2 separate regions of the Homo sapiens genome follow, and region 1 is linked to region 2. Evidence: chromatin loops called from intact Hi-C (ENCODE). Cell type or tissue: Caco-2. All regions are shown on one strand. Region 1 has its middle 9.3 kb from the start of MIR7162. Region 2 overlaps LOC107984218 (a long non-coding RNA gene).

Evidence for each region. Hi-C counts contacts between places; a loop is a spot of excess contacts. Peaks named below come from ENCODE experiments on the same cell type or tissue, not always from the same donor. Only the 100,000 strongest peaks of a DNase experiment are listed, where the experiment ranks them.
Region 1: it touches region 2 in a loop (11-fold over the local background); 4 of 110 quality-filtered maps call a loop at or near these places.

The regions. Positions count from the first base shown.
Region 1 is chr10:30,356,910-30,361,909 of GRCh38, forward strand. It overlaps the pseudogene DNM1P17. Among named protein-coding and RNA genes, the nearest start is that of MIR7162, 9.3 kb to the right of the region's middle. RefSeq lists enhancers at 2,767-3,371, 3,255-3,304. In Caco-2, a CTCF peak has its summit at 3,013; a DNase peak (open chromatin) is centred at 3,192.
Region 2 is chr10:29,996,025-30,001,024 of GRCh38, forward strand. LOC107984218 (a long non-coding RNA gene) reads right to left here. Exons shown (of 2, transcript XR_001747403.2): 1 at 4,936-5,000. Among named protein-coding and RNA genes, the nearest start is that of JCAD, 61 kb to the right of the region's middle. RefSeq lists a silencer at 2,192-2,380. In Caco-2, a CTCF peak has its summit at 2,517 (motif pointing right); a DNase peak (open chromatin) is centred at 2,487.

The sequences.
Region 1 (5,000 bases), 360 kb after region 2:
ATATGTCCTAGGTTCCCTCTCAGATCTGTGACGTTGGACAGGTGACTTTTCCTCTGGACCTCAGTGTCCCCATCTGAATGAGAAAAGGCGGTGGGGAGGCAGATCTTTGAGTCTAAGCAGTGTAGAAGTCGCATCTAAAAAGCCATACTCGGGGCTCCAAGTCCAGCACACAGTCCCAGCAGGGCCCGACGGGGTGGCCAGAGTGGCACAGGCATCAGGTCCCAACCTTTTTGCCCACTCTCAGACCAAGGAGTTCATCTTCTTGGAGCTGCTGGACAACCTGTACTCGCGTGGGGACCAGAACACGCTGATGGAGGAGTCGGCAGAGCAGGCATGGCGGTGTGATGAGATGCTGTGCATGCAACACGTGCTGAAGGAGGCGCTCAGCATCATCAGTGACATCAGCACAAACACCGTCAGCATGGTCATGGGGACCCGTGGATGACTCCTGGCTGCAGGTGCAGAGCGTCCCAGCTGGACGCAGGTACCAGGGCTGGCCCCCACAGCCCCAAAGCCCACCAGCCTCCATGACTGAGCCTGGGGGCTCTTGGAACAGACTCCATGCCCAAGCTGGCAGGCATGGGTGCTTTCTGGAACTATCAGAGAGGGCAGAGAGCTCGTGGTTTATGGTGTAGGGGCTGGGAACTTGGAAGGGGTTGTGTGTGGGGCTGGACTCTGAGGCGGCCAGAGACCTATGAACGTCATCTTGGGCACACCTGTCATGCAGTCTGAGTCATGCTGGCAGGGCAGGGCATCCAGCTCCCAGCCTGGGAGTGCAGAGCAGGTGTGATAGTCAGGGTCCCACCTCCTCTATCTGTCGGCAATCCAGTGGTGATCTAGGATAAAACCTTGAGAGTCCCATGCACACAGTCATCCCACAACACACCTCACAGGCCAGGGAGGGACACACAGCCCCCTTCCCTCTCTCCCAGGTACCATCATAGCTGCTAGCATGTGGCTGAAGCCAGGGTCCCTGGCCCCCGCTGAAGCACTACCACCAGCCAGCGGCCTCATGCACCTTGGCCTGTTGCTCTTAGGGGTTGCCTATGCTGTTCAGCCAAGGGGACCACAGTACCTGCTGGCCCAGCTGAGCTCCACCCAGTGAGCCCACCCGCCTTCCCTGCCATGGACTCTCCCTCTTCTGCTTTTCCCAGCAGGAAGCGCCCAGCCTCACCTATGCAACCTGCAGCCCCCCAACCAGCTGAGGCTCCCCTCTTAGACTTATAAGTCTATGGCCAGTGGCATCCAGCTGCCTGCTCTCCCTGCCTCCCCCAGGGTCCCTTCAGAGGGTCCTGGGCTTTCTGACCACCCAGAAGGGCCTCAGGTGCACCCTCCAGCCATCCATCCCTTTTAGCTTCACCACCCTGGTTCAAGCAGTGTTCTTTCTCTATTAGGCCTGGCGGCTGTTGTGTGGGGCTCCCCAAGGTGAGAGGCAGCCCTGGGCCAGTGGGTTGGAAGACAGGGTGACCAGAGAAGAGGGAAGCCCGAGGGGGCTGAGCATTGGTCTGAACTGTGGGTACACTGCCTAGGTGCCGTGGGAGAGGCCAGTGTGTGTAGGGTGTGGAGGGCCACCACAGCCCCCAGGACCTACCTGTGAAGCTCCAGCTCCTCCCTCCATCTTCCTCCCCTTTCCCTTCCAGCCCCTCTCTTCCAGGAACCTTGCCACACCCACACCTGCACCCTCCCTTCCCCGGCCCTCCCACAGCTCCTGCAGCTTGCCCCTGCTCTGTGCTTGCCTCACCAGCTCTCTGCCCACTTTTCTCTCTACCGTTTTCTCTCTGCTTTCTCTCCAACTGCCAGCCAATCGATCGGGTCAGGAAAATCCATCCCATCCTGAGAGCCTCAGGCCCCACTTCGACCTCTAAACAGATCCCTCCTCTTCTCAGAGACCTCCCTTTCCAAGCCTGCCTGGGTGGCTGTTCTGTGACTTGACAGCGGCTCCCCCAGCCCCAAAGCTTCATCTGTGACTTAGTCTGTTGTAGTGGAGAGCTGACATATCCAGCTGTGACTGTTGCTGAAAACTTGTGCCACCTCTGTGGTATGCCCCTGCCCTGTTCTATAAATATCTATAAATAGGCCGGGCGCGGTGGCTCACGCCTGTGATCCTAGCACTTTGGGAGGCCGAGGCATGCAGATCACAAGGTCAGGAGTTTGAGATGAGCCTGGCCAATATGGTGAAACCTCATCTCTACTAAAGTTACAAAAATTAGCCGGGCATGGTGGCAGGTGCTTGTAGTCCCAGCTACTCACAGGCTGAGGCAGGAGAATTGCTTGAACCCGAGAGGCAGAGGTTGCACTGAGCCAAGATCGTGCCACTGCACTCCAGCCTGGGCAACAGAGCGAGACTCCGGCTCAAAAAAAAAAAAAAAAAAAAAGAAAGAAAGAAAAAAGAAAAAATCTGTAAATACTCGTATGCATATATATATTTATAGATAACACACACACACACACACACACACACACACACACACACACCCCCATACCTGGCCAACTGCCTCACCTGTAGTGCTGGGAATCAGTCACTGTGCTGTCCTTGTGGAGTCTTGTGGCCCAACAAGAGAAAGCTGTCCCCTGACATTGCCCCTCCACAGTGCACCACCTCCAGTGAGCCTCGCTGTCCTGCCCGGCCCGTGGCCTGCCAGCCCCCACCATCCTTCCTTTCCCCCACCAAGCATGGGGTTGCTGTGCAGGCAGCTGTGTGGCCTGACAGTCTACCAGTTCTGCTGTCCCTCAGCTGAGAATCAAACCCATTTCTGGATGACAGGGAATGTGTCCTCTGCTGGCTGTGTTCTCTGCGGAGCTCTGGGGAGGGGAAAGTTCAAGCCATTTCTAGGGTGCTATTGGGAGTGGTGAAAAGGCCACACCCTTTGCAAGGGACACTTTTCCTGGAAAGCCCCTGGAGCTTAGCTGGTTCTTACCCTGTGAAGCTGGCTCTGGCCACTAGAGGGCAGGACCATGAACTCAGCCTGGAGGGAGCCTGTGGGGCAGCTGGCACTCTGGAGGGACAGACAGAACAGACCACCAGGTGCAGACAGGAGAGGCAGGCAAGGGGACGGAGAACGGAAGATGCCTGGGGTGGATGGAAGTCAGTGCCCTTGGATGCTGGTACCTGCCTTTCCAGTCACCACTAGATCAGGCTTCTGAGCCTGTTGGCTGTCAGGGCTGGACTCACCCCATAGGCGTCATGGCAGTCCCTGTGAAATCCTCCAGGTGTCACCAGGCAGCATACAGGTAACAGGCCTGGAATGTCCCAACAGCCCAGCTGGACATGCTCAGACACTCTGGGGCTCCTCGTTCAGTGGCACAAACTCCAGGACCCAGTGAGGGAAACAGGAACACACCAGGTCAAGCAGTATGGCTAAATCCATTTATTCCAAAATAAAAAGCAAAATAAACAGGAGTCACATCACCAGGGAGCCACGACCCCATCCCCACCTCCTTCCTCTGTCCTATGCTATCAATAAATAAGTTTCCCAGCCACAAATAATTATTAGAACCTCCTCCCCGTATACCAGCTCCAACCTCTGCTAGGTACAATACAGGGGGTGGCCCTACCCCCTAGAATATACAAAACGTTACACAGATACAATATGTACACTGGGGAAGGGGGGCCACCCCAGCAGCCTATGCCCTCACCTAGTCTACAGTTAGCCCCACTGTCCTGACTCAGCTGTGCCTCTGAATAAGAAGATGGGAGCCCCCCAGAGGGAAAAGTTGCTTCGGTGCGAATAAGAAGGCCATTAGGCCTCCTCCAAACAAACCAACTCCACCAGCCTCTGGCTCGTAAATAACAAACATCATCATCCAGAAATTTAAGGACTCAGCCCTGGTCAAGGTGGCAAAGGATCTGTTCGTCTGCCCCCATTAAACAGGGGTCTTGTCTTGCTACCCTAATGGTAAAGGGGTGACTGGGAAGGGGTGTTAGGGACATGGTGGGGGTGGAGACTCCAGCCCCACTTCTCCAGGCTTTGCTGACAGCGGCCTGCTTTTATTTATTTTTATTTTTGTCCCATGACTTGCTTTTTAATCCCTTAACTTCTTTTTCATAACTTTTTTTATAACTTTTCGCAAAACTTTTTTCTACTTCTTTTCCACAATTTTTTTGCCACAACTTTTCCACAACATTTTTTATCCCATAGCTTTTTCATGCCATAACTTTTTAAATCCCATAACTGTTTTGTAGTTTGTGCTCTTTTAATAAACATACTTGCAGAGTTATATTACAATTTTGTAAAAATAAAAACAGATTATCTCATGCCAAGCCTGCCCAGCATTTGCAGTCTCAGTTCCTTTAATACTGTAGTTTTCAAGACATACAAAAAAAAATTTTAAGGCAAAACCAGCACTTTGCAATAGTTTATTAATTTATTATATTACAGTGGCATCACAGCAGCAGTCAATAATACCAATTAAGGCAAACGTCTTTCAGTATTTCCATTATACATTCTGTTTACAAGAATTCATAAGTTGGTAAAAGTCATTCTAAGAAAACTTGGCAAATAAAGCTTTGGACTGGAATTGGCATTTCTTTCTCTACTCCCCTCCCCCACCTGTTTCTTTCTTTTAAACCACAGTATTCATATTTTAAAATGTTTTAACTAATTTCAAAACATTAAGATAGCAGTTACATTATTTAATAGTTATATTATTTTAAAATGACTCTTTAAGATAAAGTTTTAGAGAAACTATATTATGGATAGGGCTGATTTACATTTTCAAATTTTCTAAAAATCAGCTTTGGTTTTAGAACTGATTTTTTCATTTCTGGAAAACCTATCAGGTTTAATCAAACACTTTAAAAATGATTATCATATATTGCAATCTTTAGGTATTTTGATTCTTTACTTTCCACAGAAATTCAATTTTTTTCAGTTGAACTCACATTTTAAAATTCTATGTTTCTGTTGAACTCTAACTTTCTAATGTTGCCTTCTGAGCAAATTGAAAGCTGCCTTATACTGAATGAGGAAAAGAATACTTGGCTGAATGAAGTATTGCAA
Region 2 (5,000 bases):
ACTCTGCCTCAAAAAAAAAAAAAAAAGTTTGGGAGGCCAAGGAGGGTGGATCATCTGAAGTCAGGTGTTTGAGACCAGCCTGGTCAACATGGTGAAACCCTGTCTCTATTAAAAACACACAAAATTAGCTGGGCATGGTGGCAGGTGACTGCAGTCCCAGCTACTTAGGAGGGTAAGGCAGGAGAATCACTTGAACTCAGGAGGTAGAGGCTGCAGCGAGCCGAGATTGCACCACTGCACTCCAGCCTGGGCGGCAGAGTGAAACTCCTTCAAAAAAAAAAACAAGCTAATTGAAAAGGAACAAGAGAGCCTCCTCTTGCCCTTGGTTTTTGGTCCAGGTTCTTGAGCAGAGTCCTGGGACCGGTGCCTGGACAGGACTAGGAAGGGAACAAAAATGAGCCCCTTCCTTTCCCACCTCCTAGACAACCTCAGGAAGGGCTAACCAAAGGAAAGAGACTGGGAGGGGACAGAGGACAGGTCAGAGGTGAGGGGGGGTGAGGGAGGGGTAACCGAGGGCTGCATGCCCTGCCCCTGATACTTGTTTTTCCTATGGGGAAATCTGATCCCAGTTCAACCCACCACCAAGATTCCCTGAACTCAGGTGAAGTAAGATGCCAGGCAGCCTATTTGACATGTACACAAAGCCAGCCCGACTCCCCAGTCATCTGCTGTTGGAAGTACCCAAAAGGACAGCTGCATGGGAGCTCTGCTGGTCGTCTGACACTTGTCACAAGCCCAGGGTGTGGGGAAAGGGTGGATTAACCACAGGAAGCCTGGCACAGCCAGAACACCCCTGGATCCTCTATCTGGGGAGAGTGTCTGGTTACCACGCGCAAATGATATGCAGAATTTCTCATGCCTGTAGAGTTTGCCGTGGTTCTCTGTTCTTAGGGGGGCTTTTGCGGTTAGCAGATGTGGCTGCATGGTAGAGTTTTATCAAATCACCGTGGCCTAATCCAAACACCAAGAAATTCTGATTTCATTGGTCTGGAGGAACACAAACAGCAGTCTTTCTGAATGTGCCTCCAGGACTAAGACCCACTGACATGTGGGATCTCAAGTGATCTTCCAGTTACCCCACTGAGAAAAGGGGGACGTTTTATGGATAAGGAAACAGTCTCAGAAAATGAGATGACTTGCTGAAGATTATGTGCAGACAGGTCAGTAGATTCTCTTGTCCAGAAACCACAACGTAATTGTCTCTTGGAGGAAAAAAAATAATGTTTTTAAAAGTGGATTCATAGGTTGTGTGGTGTCAACAGATACTGTGATTTTATTTGACTCTTACAAAGTGAGGGAAGGAAAGCCATCTGAGTATCTGGGACCCCACCTGCATTCTCCATGTGTCGTGCTCAGATGCGGGAGAGTAAGGAACATTCAGCCAGTGATTGACATGTGTTTCCAATGCATGAACATTTGTTCCACATGTTTTTGGGCTCTCCAGGAAGCTCAGCCATCAGATATTCATGTCTCATTTTTTTTTTTCTTGTCGGGCACAAGACAAGGGCTCCCTCCACGTTGGAGAATTCTACTCTCCCGTGGCTACCCTTGATCACTCACTGCCGCCTTCCTCGAGAAAATATCACCCCAGGGCCTGAAATCAAGCTGTCTAGTGCAGAGCCTGGAACGTCTGAATCTCAAAGACAGGCTTGAACTAGAATTTCTGGCTTGAGACGTCTTGAGGCCTGTGGAGAACTAGTACAAGAGTAATCTTGTATTGAAGAATAAATTTGTAACGCTGCAACAAGACCCTCATGAGGTTTGGGGATCCTGACTTGTAAACGGGGCTCTTCTCGCAGCTGCCTAAGGATGTTTAGGGTGCGCATCCACGACTCCCAGGATGGGAGAAAGAGTTAAGCTAAGGGACACTGTTGCCTTTGGTGTGGTAATGGAAGTGCAACTGTTGTGTACATGCATGATTCCTCCCACGTGCAGCACACATAGTATACATACATCCAACACACGTGACACCCAGAATATGTACACTCCACACACGCTCACACAACACCTGCATACACAACACACACATGCAACACACAAAATTCACAGTGCATGTGCACATAATTCAAGTTCACACAACTCCTGTATACACAACACACATGTAGCACACACAACACTCAATGTGCACTCAATGCAAGCTTACAACACACATGACACATGCATGCACACCACACACACGTGCAATACACAAAATTCACAATACGTGTTCACTCAACACATGTATATACACACCACACAGGACATACCATACATGTGCACACAACACAAGTTCACACAACCCACATAGCACATGCATATGCTTCACACACACATGCAACACACAGGACACACAGCACATGTGCACTCAGTGCAAGCTCACACAACACACACAACACATGCATATACACCGTACACACATGCAACACAAGCAACACAGTACATGTGTACTCAGCATACACCCAAGCCGGCTTCTTAGGGACCTCACTGAGCACTTCCAATAACCAGCCAGCAGGGGACAGCATTGCAAAGGCTTTGCAGGACAGGCGAGCTCCCTCAGGAGGCAACAAGTGTCAAAGATTCATCAACTTTACAATCTACATCCAGTGCCTACTATGTGCCAGTCATTTTGCTAGGTGCTTCCAGCCATGATAAAAACGGAAATGTCTCTTCCTTCAAGACTAAGCTTCCTTCAAAAACTCGAGAGGTGGAAGATGGCGTGGGAGTAAGGGGTTGCAACCGAGAACCACCACGTGGCCACCTGGCTCCGAGGCTGGGCTTGGGTAGGAGAGTCGCTGCCTTGGATCTAGCTCTGCCACTTAGTTTCTGCCCCTTTACTGTAACATGAAGTGGCTGCTACAGCAGCACTGTCTCGCAGAAATACGGTGTGAGCTGCACATGCGATCCAAACTAAATTCTTTAATCACGCCATTAAAAACGGGAGAAGGAAGCAGGTGAAATTAATTTTACTCGTATGTTTTATTTAACCCAGTATATCAAAAATAGTAATATATAGGGCCAGGCGAGGTGTCTCATGCCTGTAATCCCAGCACTTTGGGAGGCCGAGGCGGACGAATCACCTGAGGTCGGGAGTTCGAGACCAGCCTGGCCAACATGGTGAAACCCCATCTCTACTAAAAATACAAATCTACTAAACATACCAAAAAAAAAAAAATAGCCAGGCATGGTGGCGGGCATCTGTAGTTCCAGCTACTAGGGAGGCTGAGGGAGAAGAATCGCTTGAACCTGGGAGGCAGAGGTTGCAGTGAACAGAGATTGCTCTACTGCACTCCAGCCTGGGCAACAGGGCAAGACTCCATCTCAAAAAAACAAAACAAAACAAAACAAAATAGTAATACATATATTCACTGTGTAATATAAAAAGATTGAGCTAATTTACATTCACTTTCTGTACGAAGTCTGGGTGTATTCTACGTTCACAGCATGTCTCAATTCGGACCGCCTGCACTCCCTGCGCTCAATTGCCACCTGTGGCCGGGGCTTGCAGTATTGAACAGCCATCCAACTAGAGTTTTCAGGCCTTGCAGGGTGTTAGAATCACCTGGGTGGCGGGGGAGTGGCTATGAAAAAATTTCTTGTGCCCAAAACAACAAACAAATGCAGTGCTCGGGCCCTACTATATTAATTCTAGTCTGTCTGAGAGCCTGAGGCTGTCACCCAAATACCAAATGTCAGCCTAGCCCATTTGCTTTCCCTTTTCCAGTGTGCACCTCCTTCCTTCACATCACATCACACACACACACACACACACACACACACACACACACACAGTTTGGAGTCTGAAATTAGGAGGATCACTTGAGCCCACGAGACAGAGGTTGCAGTGTGCCAAGATCACACCACTGCACTCCAGCCTGGGCAACAGAGTGAGACTCTGTCTCAACAACAACAACAAAAAATCCAAACCACAACATAAAACAGAGGGATAAACAGAAGAGACAGTCGTGCTGTTCTGCATCTCTTGGTTGCTGGACCCTGTAGGTCCCACAACCTTTGCTGACATCCCTCAGAGAAGCTCCATCACTTTGTCCTCCTGCCCCCAGCAGATGCCAAGCCCCAGAAGGGCCCCTCCTCTTGTCACTGTCCCTCCAGGTCTGGCAGAGCCAGTTCCTTTGTCGGTGAGGAAGCTGTGATCTTGGGAGCAGTGGCCCTTTCCTCTCTGGGTGGAACACGGAGCTCAGCCTCTGCCCTCCCTCTCTCTGCTCCTCTTTGTCACCTTCCACTCACAGGCCTGGGAAAAGGACCCTCAGGGCTCCTTGCCTGCAGTCCTTTTGGTTGGCAGGAGCTGCTGATTGGCATGGGCTGACAGCTTTCCCGAGGGGGATGTCTGGAGGCCACCAGCTGCCTCCACACACAGGTGCCCAGGTGTGTGGCTGCTTCAGCTCCAGCAGCCACCGCCTTTCTGGGGAAAATCTATGCAGGACTAAGGGCTGAGGGAAAGCCCTATGTACTTTGGGACCCCAGGACAAGAGGATAATTGTGCAAAATCCCATTGACATCACTTTCTCTCTGTAGGGAGCTGCAGATTAATGGTAAAAAAAAAAAAACAAAAAAAAAACACTAATGAGCAAAGTAACTCCTAGTTACCCCATCCAGGTTGGGGAAGAGAAGTTTGGAGACACTAGTGTCTCTAGTTATGTAGCATTTATTTTCTAGATCTAAGCGTCTACTGTTCCATGGTATTAGCTGTCCTTGGAAGCATCCCTAACCTTCCCAACCCTCTGTTACTTCATCTGCAAAATAGGAATACCTGATGTGCCTGGCTCTCAGAGTTGTTGTAAAAACGGAAAGAAAACAGCAGCTGAAAATTGTCAAGGACTGTGACAGGGCTGAGGTTTTTACCCCATTTGTCAGGTTACAAGTGGGCCTGCCAGTTTCATGAATGGGGATAGAAGACACAAGACTCCTGGGTCAGAGCCAAGGGAATTTATTACTCACTGCAACAGCAGTAGCCAGAGTCTCGGCATTTTCTTGTGTGGGATCCGTAGACTCCAATACCCAGA